2 separate regions of the Homo sapiens genome follow, and region 1 is linked to region 2. Evidence: chromatin contacts called from ENCODE Hi-C or POLR2A ChIA-PET data. All regions are on one chromosome and are shown on one strand. The core of a region is the stretch at or near the end of the contact, and the rest is flanking DNA. Distances in the headings are between cores, read along the strand shown. Region 1 overlaps EPB41 (erythrocyte membrane protein band 4.1). Region 2 overlaps EPB41 (erythrocyte membrane protein band 4.1).

The links. A loop is a pair of places that touch in the nucleus more often than their neighbours do. ChIA-PET counts read pairs that join two places held with the same protein, here RNA polymerase II (POLR2A). Pooled maps may share reads with other maps.
Region 1: a loop to region 2 is called in a pooled map, with 3 times the contacts of the local background. The contact joins two enhancer-like sites. A Hi-C loop is called at or near these places in 1 of 168 maps with a recorded cell type or tissue (gastrocnemius medialis) and 7 of 50 pooled maps. POLR2A ChIA-PET finds 5 or more read pairs at or near these places in 7 of 52 experiments (CD8-positive, alpha-beta T cell, GM10248, OCI-LY7 and 4 more).

The regions. Positions count from the first base shown.
Region 1 is chr1:29,039,603-29,047,197 of GRCh38, forward strand. The region is part of intron 11 of EPB41 (erythrocyte membrane protein band 4.1); the gene reads left to right. Among named protein-coding and RNA genes, the nearest start is that of TMEM200B, 81 kb to the right of the region's middle. Within about 2 kb of position 4,244, at least 2 of the 41 ENCODE cell types and tissues checked have a DNase peak (open chromatin) inside an H3K27ac peak, as active enhancers do.
Region 2 is chr1:28,966,184-28,973,885 of GRCh38, forward strand. The region is part of intron 1 of EPB41 (erythrocyte membrane protein band 4.1); the gene reads left to right. Among named protein-coding and RNA genes, the nearest start is that of EPB41, 55 kb to the left of the region's middle. RefSeq lists an enhancer at 1-370. Within about 2 kb of position 6,133, at least 3 of the 41 ENCODE cell types and tissues checked have a DNase peak (open chromatin) inside an H3K27ac peak, as active enhancers do.

The DNA of each region.
Region 1 (7,595 bases), core at 2,994-5,493, 72 kb after region 2:
AGGAGTTTGAGACCAGCCTGGGCAACACAGTGAAACCCCATCTCTACTAAAAATACAAAAAATTAGCTGGGCGTGGCGGCATATGCCTGTAATCCCAGCTACTTGGGAGGCTGAGACAGGAGAATTGCTTGAACCCAGGAGGTAGAGGTTGTAGTGAGCCGAGATCATGCCGTTGCACTCCAGCCTGGCTGACAGAGTGGGACTCTGTCTCAAAAAAAAAAGAAGCTCAGTGGTAAAATGAAAGGGATCTTACTAATTGTCTAATCTTAATAGAATCATCTTAAGAAAAGGAAAATTGAGATTCCGAGAGTAGTGACTAGATCATGGTTCCACTGCTAGGTAGTGGTGGATCAAACAGTACCAGAATTAGAATTATAAATCTAAATCTATCAGAATCTCTACCAGAGAGTAAAAATCTAATGTAGTATGCTGAACTGAAGGCCTCTTAGCATTTAAAAATAGCTAATATTTTTCTGCAGTCCTGGTAACACAGGAGGCTGAGGCAGGAGGATAGCTTGAGCCCAGGAGGTGGAGGCTGCAGTGTGCACCTCTGTACTCCAGCCTAGGCCACAAAGTGAGACTCTGTCTCTAAAAAATAAATAAATAAATAATAGCTATTTTCTATAGTAGAAAAGAGGAAAAGGGTCTGCCTTACTACAACAATCTTTTTTTTTTTCTTAATTTTTTTATTTTTTGAGATGGAGTCCCACTCTGTGGCCCAGGCTGGAGTGCAGTGACTCAACCTCGGCCCACTGCAACCTCTGCCTACCAAGGTTCAAGTGATTCTCCTGCCTTAGTCTCCCGAGTAGCTGTGATTACAGGCGTGTGCCACCATTCCTGGCTAATTTTTGTATTTTTAGTAGAGACAGGGTTTCACTATGTTCGCCAGGCTGGTCTCAAACTCCTGACCTCAGGTTATCTACCCACCTCGGCCTCCCAAAGTGCTGAGATTATGGGTGTGATCCACCATGCCCAGCCATACAAGAATAATTTAAAAAGAAGTTTGCCACGTGGCAATTATGGATAGGAAACTCCAATATCCCATTGTTGGAGTCTCCAAATGTTTAAATAAAATAGGGAGGAAATACACAAATTTCGTGATTGTATATACTGACAGAAGACCTGTCTGAATTGATATATTGTGGGAGGATCTTCTAAGTTAGCATTTGAGCCCATTACTGAAACGAGGTAATAAGCTACATTCAGTTCCTTATGTCACTAAAAAAAGAGTGGCTAATAAATAAAAATTCAGGCTGGGTGCGGTGGCTCACACCTATAATCGCAGCACTTTGGGAGGCCAAGGTGGATGGATCACATGAGGCCAGAAGTTCGAGATCAGCCTGGCTGACATGGTGAAACCCTGTCTCTAGTAAAAATACAAAAATCAGCTGGGCATGGTGGCGCACGTCTGTAATCCCAGCTACACAGGAGGCTGAGGCATGAGAATCGCTTAAACCCGGGAGGCGGAGGCTGCAGTGAGCCAAGATTGCGCCATTGGACTCCAGCCTGGGAGACAGAGTGAGAGTGTCTCATAAATAAATAAATTAAATAAATAAATAAATAAATAAATAAATAAATAAATAAATGTTCAGAAGGGCCGGGCATGGTGGCTCATGCCTGTAATCCCAGCACTTTGGGAGCCCGAGGCAGGAGGATCACTTGAGGTCAGGAGTTCAAGACCAGCCTAGCGAACAGGGCGCAACCCTGCCTCTACTAAAGGTACAAAAATTAGCTGGGCTTGGTGGCGCACGCCTGTAATCCCAGCTACTCAGGAGGCTGAGGCACGAGAATTGCTTAAACCTGGGAGGCAGAGGTTGCAGTGAGCTGAGATGGCACCTCTGTACTCCAGCCTGGGCAACAGAGTGAGACTCTGTCTCAAAATAAAATAAAGTAAAAGATATAAGTTCAGAAGGCAATAATCCAAATAGGGTATTATTGATTACCTTTATTATTTGTTACCAGTGTACAAGCCTATGCTATCTACTGTAAAAGCAAGATACATGTTGTTATGTGCATATATAGTGTGCAGAGTGGGACGCCGTCTCAAAAAAAAAAAAGAAGCTCAGTGGTAAAATGAAAGGGATCTTACTAATTGTCTAATCTTAATAGAACCATCTATTAATAGAACAGGTTAAGGATTTGGGTTCTGGAATCAGACAGACCTGATTCCAATATCAACCCTAGCATTTATGAGCTATGTTCCTAGGCAAATTACTTCATTTCTCTGTGCCTCAGTTTTATCATTTGTAAAATGGAGATGATGATAGTATCATACTACCTCAAAGAGTTTTCATGAGGAATAAATGAGGTGGCATATGTATGGTATTTAGCACAATGGCTGCCACTTAATGAGTTCCCCCCACAAAATGTTAGCTATCATTAAGATGCTGTTTTTCTGGCTGTAACATTTGTATCATCTGGAACCATGCTACTATATTCTGGTTTGTAGATGTATGCAGACCCTCTCATGAGATATGTAGACCATTGTACAGCAGCCATAGTCACCATTTGGAAGTTCCCTACTAATTGAGCAAGTATTTCTTTCCATGATGTGAGGAAATTTTATAATAGAATGTGAAAAGATCATTTTTACAATGTTCCTCTTGGTTTCATAGTTTAGTCATCTCTTGTGCTAGGTAATGAGCTAGGTGCAAGAGATATTATAGTGAGAGTCCCTGCCCTCATTCAATTCTTAACCTAATGGAGGATATTATAATATTCATCATAGTGGAAGAAACAAGGCATTATGAGAGCATATGTCCTTAATTTAGAGGAATCAGGAAGGGGTCAGCCACATTTGGAAAAAAGATCACCTAAGCAGTAGGACTTTTGTGCTTCCATACTGTGAGTCATGCTTTTTTGTTTTTTTTGTTTTGTTTTGTTTTGTTTTTTTTGAGACAGAGCCTCACTCTGTCACCCAAGCTGGAGTGCAGTGGCACAGTCTCAGCTCACTGCAACCTCCGCCTCCAAGATTCAAGTGATTCTCGTACCTCAGCCTCCCAAGTAGCTGGGATTACAGGCATGTGCCACCATACCTGGCTAATTTTTGTATTTTTAGTGGAGATGGGGTTTCACCATGTTGGCTAGGCTAGTCTTGAACTCCTGGCCTCAAGTAATCTGCCTGCCTCAGCCTCCCAAAGTGCTGAGATTATAGACATGACACCCCCCAACTTTTTTTTTTTTGGTGTTTTTCTACTCTCCTGAGGGGCTGTTTTAATAGTAACAATACAAGGCATGTTGCATGCTTTGTCTTAATCTTCATGAAAACACTATGAACTAGGCTTGGAGATTAAAATGACTTTTCATAAGACGTGACATCTGGTAAATGGAAGTGCTAAGAGTGAAATTCAGGTTGGTTTAACTCCAAAACTCATGTTCTTTCAGATACATATTTATTACTTTGTTCAACAATTTTTCCTATGGGCCAGATGGTATTCCAGTCACTAGAGATACAGCCGTGAGCACACAAACATAGTCTCTGCCTTCATGGAGCTTACCTTCTGTCATTGGAAACAAAGAAGAATAAAACAAAATAATTTCAGATGGTGATGAATGCTGTGGAGAAAATAAAACAGGATGAGGGATATAGACTATCTGGGGATGGGGGAAATTAAGGAGTATTTCAGATTGGATGGTCCAATCTAATTTAGAAGGCTTCTTTGAGGAGCTTCATTTGAGCTGAGACCTGAATTATGTGAAGGAGCCGGCCATCTCAAAATCTGGGGAAAGAGCCTTGCAGAAGAGGGAGTAGCAAGTACAAAGTCCTGAAAGTAGGAATGAGCTTGCCATGTGTCTAGAGCAGTGCTGTCCCATGGACCTTTCTGTGCTGATGGAAATCTTTCATTTTGTGATATCCAGTTCAGCAGCCAATAGCTGCTAAGCTAAGAACTTGAAATGTGGCTATGTGCCTGAGGAACGGAATTTTAATTCCAATTTAAATAGCCACATGTGGTGTGTAGCTCACATATCAGACAGCATAGGTCTAGATTCCAGAAAATGAAGGGGCGAGGAGTACAAAATAAGTGAGGTCGGAGAAGTAGGTGGGAGCCAGATTGTATAGGGCCTTGTGGGTCACAGTAAAGAGTTTAGATTGTATTTCATTTGCACTGGGAAGCTATTAGAGGGAGTGATGCAATCTGAATCCCATTTTTAAAAGATCGCTGACAGCTGAATAGTCCATTGAAGTGTCAGTGAAAAGCAGGGCGAAGGCTGTTGCAGAGTCTGGGACAGCCTGGACTTGAGTGTTGGCAACAAAGACAGGGAAAAGTAGTCAGGGATACATTTGGAGATAGGGCTGACTGAATTGCTGACAAATTAAGTATTGGAGATGATAAGGAAAAGAAACTCAAGTTTTATTGCTTGGCTTAATCATTTAGTAGAATGAGAAAATCTGGGAGAGTAGCAGAGTTGGGGATATGGAAAATAAAAACTCCTACTGTGGATAAGTTAAGTTTGAGGCATAATCATTTAATCTTCATGTCTTTGCCATATTCAGATAACAATATCAGGCATCTCCCTCCTTGTCCAGTAAATCACCTTACTTCTAGTTTACCTTATGTGTGGGGAATTATCTTTTTATCCCCATTTTTCAGGTGAGAAAACTGAGGTTGGAAAGTTTAAGTGACTTGTTCAGCATCTCACAGACAGTAAGTTGCAAACTATGACAAAAATCCAGGTCTGTCTGATAGCATGTTCCATGGCTTTCCTTGCTAAATGGAGTTTCATGGTTATATAGATACTATGCCTGATGTATTGTCTTTTCCTGATAGCAAAGATAACCAAAGAGTCAAGTGTTAATGAGCTTTGGTACCTTGAACAAGTTAGAAAGCTTTACAGAAATCACATCTTGACTGCCTTATTACATTTATATTCTGAATTTTTTTTTAAGATGTATGGTCTTAACTTTTCATGGTAATTACCACAGTTCTTGCTACAGTGTATTTAATAAATAAATATTGGCTGGATGTGGTGGCTCACACCTGTAATCCCAGCACTTTGGGAGGCTGAGGCGGGCGGATCATTTGAGGTCAGGAGTTCGAGACCAACCAGGCTGACATGTTGAAACCCTGTCTCTACTAAAAATACAAAAATATTAGCCAGTTAGCTGGGCATGGTGGCACATGCCTGAATTCCCAGCTACTCAGGACGCTGAGGCAGGAGAATCGCTTGACCCCAGGAGGCAGAAGTTGCAGTGAGCTGAGATCGCGCCTGCACTCCAGCCTGGATGACAGAGTGAGACTCCGTCTCAAAAATAACAATAAAATAAAATAAAATACCATTCTTTCCCTACTGCATTCCAGTGTCACCTTTGTTATAAATCAGGTGACCATAAATTTGGGAGTTCATTTCTGGTCTCTCTAATCTCTTGTATTGATCTTTGTGTACCCTTGTGTCAATACCACACTATCTTAATTATTCTAGCTTTTATAAGTGTTTAAATTCTCTAACAATATTCTCTAAGATTATCTTGGCTATTTTTAGCCCTTAGCGTTATCTTATATATTGTAGAATCAGATTTTCTATTTCCACTAAAAAAGTCTTAATACTTTTATTGGGATTTAGTTGATTATATGGATCAGTTTGGAGATAATTGGTATTATAATATTGAGTCTTCTGATTCACAAACATGCTATAACCCTCCTTTTGTTTGGGTTTCCTTTAATTTCTCTCAGTAATGTTTTGTGATTTTTGGTGTAGGTAACTTGTGCATCTTTCATTAGATTTATTCTTACAGATTTGATGTCATTTGCTATTTTATATTAATATTATTAGATAGGGTCTCACTCTGTCATCCAGGCTGGAGTGCGATGGAGCGATCACAAGTCACTGCAGCCTCAGTCTCCCAGGCCCAGGTGATCCTCCCACCTCAGCCTCACAAGTAGCTAGGACTACAGGTGCATGCCACCATGCCCAGCTAATTTTTTTTTTTTTTTTTAGAGACAGGGTCTTGCCATGTTGCCCAGGCTGGTCTCAAATTCCCAGGCTCAGGCAATCCTCCCACCTTGGCTCCCCAAAGTGCTAGGATTACAAGAGTGAGCCACCACACCCAGCCATCGTTTGCTATCTTAAATGGTATCTTTTGGTTTTTGGCTGGTTGCAGTGCCTCATGCCTATAATCCCAGTACTTTGGGAGGCCAAGGTGGGAGGATCGCTTGAGTCTGAGAGTTCAAGACCAGCCTGGGCAACATGGCAAGACCCTGTCTCTAAAAAAAAAAAAAAAAAAATTAGCTGAGCATGGTAGTGCACACCTGTGGTCCCAACTACATGGAAGGCTGAGGCAGGAGGATCACTTCAGCCTAGGAGGTTAAGGCTGCAGTGAGCTGTGCTTGTGCCACTGCACTGCAGCCTGGGCAACAGAGTGAGACCCTGTCTCTAAAATAAAATAAAATAAAACAAAATAAAATAAATGGTATCCTAAATTTTTTATTTTTTGTTCAATTGTTTTGGTACATAGAAATACAATTAATTTTTCTAGTTTGACCTTATACTCAGTAATCTTACTAAAAAAATTTTTTTTTAATTTAATTTTATTTTTTTTTTGAGACAGAGTCTCACTCTGTCACTCAGACTGGAGTGCAGTGGCACTATCTCGGCTCACTGCAACCTCTGCCTCCTGGGTTCAAGTGACTCTCCTGCCTCAGCCTCCTGAGTAGCTGGGATTACAGGTGCACGCCACCACCATGCCCGGCTAATTTTTTGTATTTTTAGTAGAGACGAGGTTTCACCCTGTTGGTCAGGCTGTTCTCGAACTCCTGACCTCGTGATCCACCCACCTCGGCCTCCCAAAGTGCTGGGATTACAAGCGTGAGCCACCACACCCAGCCCTAAAAAATTTATTATTAATTTTAATGGTTTATCTGTGGATTATTTGGGGTATACATTATTGTGTACTCAACATCAACTGAAAATAATGATTGTTGTATGTCTTCCTTTCCATCTCGCATTTTTAATTTCTTTAATTGCTTTGTTGCTGGCTAGAACGTCCAATGTAATGCTGAATACAAGCATTAATAACTATCATCTTTCCCAATTTTAGGGCAAAAGCTTCAGTATTTCATCAAGCTTCCTTATATGGTATTTTCTTTATCATATAAGGAAGTTGTCATTCTAGTTTCCTACACATTTTAATTGTGAATTAGTGTTACTTTTATCAAATGCTTTTTACTTCATCAGTTGATATAATAAAATGATTTTTCTCCTTTTTATGTTAATGTGGTATATTATTTTTACTTTCAATTTTTAAACGACCTAAGAATTTTTGGAGTAAGTTCGAATTGGTCGTAATACTCTTTTCTTTTTTATTGTTTTAGGATTTCTACAACTATTTTCATAAGAGAGATAGGCCTATAATTTTCCTTTTGTAATGTTGTGGTCAGGTTTTAGTTTCGAGTTTATGCTGGTCTCATAAAATAAATTGAGAAGAATTCCTTCTTTTTCTGTTCTCTGGAAGAGTTTGTTAAAGACTGTTGTCATTTCTTTGTTACTGTTTAGAAGAATTCGCCTATGAAGCCATATCTGGTCCTAGAGATCTCACTGTGGGAGGTTCTTTACTTACAGATTCAGTGTCTTTATTAGATAAGGGACTATTAAAATGT
Region 2 (7,702 bases), core at 4,883-7,382:
CTCAAAAAAAAAAAAAGAAAAAATTATTTTGTAATTAAGTTACAGTTAGCATATCTACATCTGAAGTATCTTAGTACCTTGGATATGTAAGTAAGCATTTTGTATTCCTTCTTGGGTATATCTAGATTCTGTTGATTTCTTTACCCTTCACCAGATGACTCGTTCACATCTTTTATTATGAGGAAAGTAGTTTCTGGCCTTTGGACTTATCAAAATCAGTCTTTCTTTTGTTCATTTATTTGTTCAACTCATATTTTTTGGTGCAACATTCTGGGCAACAGGGATGAAACAATGAACAAAACAAGCACAATCCTTTGCTCCAATGGAGTTTACATTCTAGTGGGGGTAGACAAACAATAAACCAAATCAAGTAAAAACCATATAGTATGTCATTAAAGAGTAGTTAAGTGCTACAGAGAAAAATAAAGCAGGAGAATGAAGTGCAGCTGGGCCTCCAATTTTAGGTAGGGTGACCAAGGAAAGCCTCACTGGAGGTGGTATTTGAGTAAAAACCCAAAGGAAGCAGGCCTCGTGGCATCTGGGAGGTAGGTAGTCTTCCAGGCAGAAGAAACCACAAATCCTAAGGTCCTGGCAAATAGCATGCTTACCATGTTTAATAAACAACGAGGAGACCCAGGTGGCTGGAACAGGACAGGCAATTGCAAGGACTTTGCCCTTTATTCTGAATGGCAGGAAATGTCTTTGGAGGGTTTCTGGTCAGTGGATGATCTAACTGTACTTTTAGTAGGATCATGCTACCTCCTTTACTGATAACTAACTTCAGTTTTCAGTTCAGAAGCAGGTTATAAAGATAGATTCATATGAGAACCTTTTTTTTTTTTTTTTTTTTTTTGAGACGGAGTCTCACTCTGTCGCCCAGGCTGGAGTGCAGTGGCATGATCTCTACTCACTGCAAGCTCTGCCTCCAGGGTTCAAGCGATTCTCCTGCCTCAGCCTCCTGAGTAGCTGGGACTACAGGTGCCCGCCACCACACCCGGCTAAGTTTTTGTATTTTTAGTAGAGACGGGGTTTCACCATGTTAACCAGGATGGTCTCGATTTCCTGACCTCGTGATCCACCCGCCTTGGCCTCCCAAAGTGCTGGGATTACAGGCGTGAGCCACCACGCTCGGCCCTTTTATGATTTCAGTTCTTCAGGAAAATGTGTTTGGTTCCAGGTACCTCATTTAAAAGAAAGTTACTGATACTTTGGAATCTGTTTGGGAGAGGATGTCTAGAATGATGAGGAACTGGTAAACTATTTAATGTGAGGAACAGTTTAAGGATCTGGGGATATTTAACCTTTGGTAATTTTGCTTCTGACCCATGTTAACACTATTCTGTTTTTCTCTCAAGCTGTAGTATGAATTCGACCTTCCTTTCTTTCTCCCCCTTCATTTTCAGCAGTTTTCTATTTTTTAATTTTTAATTTTCATTTCTTGAGACAAGGTTTTACTCTGTTTCCGAGGCTGGAGTGCAGTGGCATGATCACAGCTGACTGCAACCTCCACCTCCTGGGCTTAAATGATCCTCCCACCTCAGCCTTCTAAGTAGATGGGATTACAGGTGTGAGCCACTGAACCCAGCCTTTTTTTTCTTTTAAGCTCCATTCTTTAATGGGCCTTGTCTTTTTTTTTTTTTTTTTTGAGTCTTCCTCTGTCGCCCAGGCTGGAGTGCAGTGGTGTGATCTCAGCTCACTGCAACCTCTGCCTCCCCGGTTCAAGTGATTTTCATTCCTCAACCTCCTGAATAGCTGGGATTACAGGCATGCACCGCCACGCCTGGCAAATTTTTGTATTTTTAGTAGAGACAGGTTTTTACCATGTTGGCCAGACTATTGGCCATTATTTTTGTAGATATTCCTTTGCAAGGCTGTTTTTAAAACTTCGTTTTTGGCCAGGCACGGTGGCTCACGCCTGTAATCCCAGCACTTTGGGAGGCTGAGGTGGACAGATCACGAGGTCAAGAGATCGACACCATCCTGGCCAACATGGTGAAACCCTGTCTCTACTAAAAATGCAAAAATTACCTGGGTGTGGTGGCACTCCTTTAGTCCCAGCTACTCGGGAGGCTGAGGCAGGAGAATCTCTTGAACCCGGGAGGTGGAGGTTGCAGTGAGCCGAGATCACACCACTGCACTCCAGCCTAGCGATAGAGCAAGACTCCATCTCAAAACAAACAAACAAACAAACAAACAAAACTCTGTTTTTGTACATATGTCCTTATAATATCCCCACTCTTCATGACTGTCTTTAATCATTTCCTCATGTTTTTCTAAAAATTTATGATTGTATAGAGAAAATTCCACTGCCATATTTCCTCATGTTTTTCTAAAAATTTATGATTGTATAGAGAATATTCCACTGCCATATTCCCAGGGCTTAGAAAAGAACCTGACACTTAATATAAAACTGTGAAATGTATTAGGTTGATGCAAAAGTAATTGCAGTTTTTGCCGTTACTTTCAATGGCAAAAACTGCAATTATAAAACTAAATGAGGCCGGGCGCAGTGGCTCACACCTATAATCCCAGCGCTTTGGGAGGCCGAGACGGGTGGATCACCTGACGCCAGAAGTTCGAGACCAGCCTGGCCAACATGGTGAGACCCCCGTCTCTACTAAAAATACAAAATTTAGCTGTGCATGGTGGTGCGCACCTGTAATGCCAGCTACTTAGGAGGCTGAGACGTGACAATCACTTGAACCTGGGAGGCAGAAGTTACAGTGAGCTGAGATCGCACCACTGGACTCCAGCCTGGGGGATAAAGTGATACTCTGCCTCCAAAACCCCCCACCCCCCAAAAAAAAAACACAAACTAAATGAACTTCGCTTTCTAGAATTGCCTTATCCTAACAAGTTCTATATTCTTATAGAATCTTTGGACATGCAATCATGCCGTACTTTTTTTTTTTTTTTTTTAAGACAGAGTCTTGCCCTGTCACCCAAGCTGCGGTGCAGTGGCACAGTCTCAGCTCACTGCAACCTCCACCTCCTCGGTTCAAGTGATTCTTGTGCCTCAGTCTCTCCAGTAGCTGGGATTACAGGCACCCACCACCATGCCTGGTTAATTTTTGTATTTTTAATAGAGACAGGGTCTCACCATGTTGACCAGGCTAGTCTCGAACTCCTGACCTCAAGTGATCCACCTGCCTTGGCCTCCCAAAGCGTTGGGATTACAGGCATGAGCCACCACGCCCAGCCCATGTCTTACTTTTCTTTAAATGTTTTTAGAATTTATTTGTAGTAAGCTTACGTGTTTGACTGTGACCTCTTTTCTCAGCATAAAAACTGTGTGAAATTAGCCGGGCGCAGTGGCTCACGCCTGTAATCCCAGCACTTTAGGAGGCCGAGGCGGGTGGATCACGAGGTCAGGAGATCGTGACCATCCTGGCTAACACGGTGAAACCCCGTCTGTACTAAAAATACAAAAAATTGGCCGGTCGCAGTGGCTCAAGCCTGTAATCCCAGCACTTTGGTAGGCTGAGGCGGGCGGATCACGAGGTCACAAGATTGAGACCATCCTGGCTAACACGGTGAAACTCCGTCTCTACTAAAAAAATACAAAAAATTAGCCGGGCGTGGCGGTGGGCACCTGTAGTCCCAGCTACTCGGGAGGCTGAGGCAGGAGAATGGCGTGAACCTGGGAGGCAGAGCTTGCAGTGAGCCAAGATCGTGCCGCTGTACTCCAGCCTGGGCGACAGAGCGAGACTCTGTCTCAAAAAACAAACAAACAAACAAAAAACAAAACTGTGTGAAATTATTATTCTCTGCTAAAGTTTCTGATATGTTCACATCACCAAAAAATTATTGTTTACTGCTCAGAATTCAGTCCCATAGTAGAGGCTTTTCTGGGAGAGAAAACTGTCATCAAGCTTAGTCAATAATTTTATTGAATACTTTCAGCAAATAGCGGATTATTTGAAATATTCAAACTGGTACTAAATCTTGTCTCTGTGCCAGTATTATATTTTCTGGTGGCCTGTAGTATATTTTTCATACTTAACAATGGTAAGAGACAACTGCTGCATCTATTCCAATTTCCAGAGTATCTGCTAAAACAATCCATGATCCAGTTCATGTTTGTGATTCCCACTTGTATTCTTACTAGATGATATTTGATAGTTAATTTACTGTAGTTTTCTGGTTAAAGTGAAATTTACTAAAATAGTCTTATGGTATTTGAGTTTCAAAATTTTAAAGTAAATATTGTTAGATTGAGTTGGCTCTAAGAAACTAAAAATAAGAGAGTAAGGAAAGTTCCATACTCTTAACTAAAACCCCTTTGTAGCTAGAAATCTTCAGGCTTTGTTTATATTTACCTTGAAATTTTTAAGGCTAGTAAGCATTTTATGTGTGGTTCTCCTTCCTTTCAGTTACATTTTCAGGCTAAATTATTCCATTGTTTTATGTTTTCCGGGAGAGTTTATATGGATACAACACCTTATATAAATAATGGCATTAAAGACTTTTAATCTCAACTTGGAAAGAAAGAGAATAGTCATGGTGTGATTGATCTGAAGGTCACTTACCTTATAGCCTCAACTAGACACAATATAATGGAAACTTTAGGCTTATGTGGTACTTGAAGAGCTAGAAGTGATTTCATAAAATCCATGCATTGAAGTTGTCCAGTAATGTGAAGCATTAGTCTTACTCTTCCTTAGCATTTACTCTCTTTTTTTGGAGATGGAGTCTTGCTCTGTCGCCCAGGCTGAGTGCAAAGGTGCGATCTCGGCTCACTGCAGCCTCCACCTCCCAGGTTCAGACGATTCTCCTGTCTCAGCCTCCTGAGTAGCTGGGATTACAGGCGCGTGCCACTACGCCCAGCTAATTTTTGTATTTTCAGTAGAGAGAGGGTTTCACCATGTTGGCCAGGTTGGTCTTGAACTCTTGACCTCATGTGATCTGCCTGCCTTGGCCTCCCAAAGTGCTGGAATTACAGGCATGAGCCACCACACCCGGCCGCATTTAATCTTTTTTTTTTCTTTCTTTCTTTCTTTTTTTTTTTTTTTTTTTTTTTGGGACAGTGTCCCTCTGTCGCCCAGGCTGGAGTGCAGTGGCGCGATCTTGGCTCACTGCAACCTCTGCCTCCCAGGTTCAAGTGATTCTTCTGCCTCAGCCTCCCAAGTAGCTGGGATTACAAGCGCCTGCCACCATGCCTGGCTAATTTTTGTATTTTTAGTAGAGACTGGGTTTCACCATGTTGACCAGGCTCATCTTGAACTCCTGACCTCAAGTGATCCACCTGGCTTCGGCTTCTCAAAGTGCTGGGATTACAGGCATGAGCCACCGCGCCCGGTTGCATTTACTCTTTAAACAAAATTTTAACACACTTGGCTATCTGGTTTCTGAATCAATGTAGATTAGCCAATAACAGATTAGAAGAAGAGACATTGGAAGATGCTTGTTGGCAGGCCACTTTGACATCAGCAAGAAATGTGAGTTAACTCTTCAAATGAGCAAATAGGAAACCTAATAAAGGCAGATACAAAAAATAAAAAAGCACAGTATTCAGATATCTTTCTGAAAGAGCTAATCATCACTATAGACTTCAGTAGCCTATGAGGACATTAGCACTGCGTAGTAATTCAGGTTCATAATGATGACTAAATCAATAACGACTCAATTATGGTCTATAGATTTAAAAAATGAAACAAGGAAGCATATAATCCATTTCATAAAGATTTCCATCTAGAATGGCTAAAATAATACACTTTGACACTTTTTTTTCTTTTGAGACAGGGTCTCATTCTGTCACCCAGTCTGGAGTGCAGCGATCACAGCTCACTACAGTCTCGACCTCCGCGCTCAGCTGATCCTCCCACCTCAGGCTCACCACCCCATACCCACCCCTACCCTGCCCCCGTAGCTGGGACTACAGGTGCACGCTACCATGCCCAGCTAATTTTTTGTATCCTTTGTAGAGATAAGGTTTCACCATGTTGTCTAGACCAGACTGATCTTGAACTCCTAGGCTCAAGTGATCTGCCTGCTTAGGCTTCCCAAAGTGTGCTAGGATTACAGGCTTGAGCCACCAAACCCAGCCCACTTTGACACTTAAAAGAAATAAAACTCAATTCGGTGGAGATGAATTTTTTTTGTTTCACATTGTCCTCATTGATGCTCAGTAATCATTGATCCAGTAGTGTATTTTCTGGGAGGGCCTGGGCCCAGGTGGTACACTTTTAGACTATATCCAGACATCTTTTAAGTATATGCCTGAATTCTCTAGAGAAGTAAAGAATGTGTTTTCATCTTCTTAGAAGAAGATGAGTAAGAGTTTGTTTATTTAAAAATATCTTTGAATGAGTTGATTCAGCGGTATTAGTCACCATAGAAATGACTTAAATTAAAAACCAAGTTTTTGAAAACAGCATGATCATGCTCAGTGACATTCCTGATTCACTCAGTATGGCAAGCAGTTTTTTTTTTTTTAGACAGAGTCTTGCTCTGTTGCCCAGGCTGGAGTGCAGTAGTGTGATCATGATTCACCGCAGCCTCCAACTCCTGGGCTCAGGCAGTTCTCCCACCTCACGTTCCTGTGGAGCTGGGACTACAGGCTCATGAAACTATGCTTGGCTAATTTTTTTTTTTTCCTTTAGTAGAGACATGGTCTCACTATGCTGCCCAGGCTGGTTTCAAACTCCTGGGCTCAAGCAATCCTCCCACCTTGGACTCCCAAAGGGCTGAGATTACAGGTGTGAGCCACTGCAAGGCTTCATAAAGAGTAATTTAACATTCAAATAATTTCAAGAGGATAGAGGAAGAATTCTGAAGAAACTCTTTTGTAAATTTTAAATTACCATTTTCATCCAAAGACCACATTGGTGATTATCCTATTCTAGAGGTGCTAATTAGTGTACTTAAATTGAGTTAGAAAGGAAAGATACTTTCCTGTGGTTTTGGGGGATTGATTTTTATCAGGAAAGAAGCTGTTTTCTAGCATAGTTTTGAAACCTTCATACTTGAACATATTTTCTTTCTGTCTGAAAGAATGTCACTAGTTTCTGTCCTCTGACTAGGGAAGTAAAAGGGCCTATTATCCTTTACTTTTGCTTTTACCCCCTTATTCTCCTAATCCAAATGGTGACTCTTGAGTTTATAATATAGCCCTTCTCTGGTGTCCTTGGGGATATTGGGGGTGGGGGAGAAATAATATAGCCTTTAAAAAATAATCCATTGTATAACTATTCTAATGTCCCTTTTGTTTATTTTTATTTTTCAGAGACAGGGTCTTGCTCTGTCAACCAGGCTGGAGTGCAGTGGTGCAGTCATAGCTCACTGGAGCCTCAAATTCCTGGGCTCAAGCAATTCTTCTGCCTCAGCCTCCCAGATAGCTATGACTACAGGCATGCACCACCATGCCCGGCTACTTTTTTTATTTTTATTTTTTTAGAAACAGGATCTTGCTGTGTTGCCCAGGCTGGTTTGGAACTCCTAGTCTCAAGAGATACTCCTGTTTTGGTCTCCCAGAGTGTTGGAATTATAGCTGTGAGCCACTGTGCCCAACCCCATTTGTTTTCTTTCTTCCTTCCTATTTGTAAAATCTTAGCATTGGTAAGGACCTGAGAATTCAGTTAATGTAAGGACCCACGTACTAGAAGAATCCTCTCTCTGGCATCTACAACAGATGGGCATTCAGCTTGAGTGAATATTTTTGATGATAATCTCACTCTTCCCAAGCAGCTCATTTAATTATTAG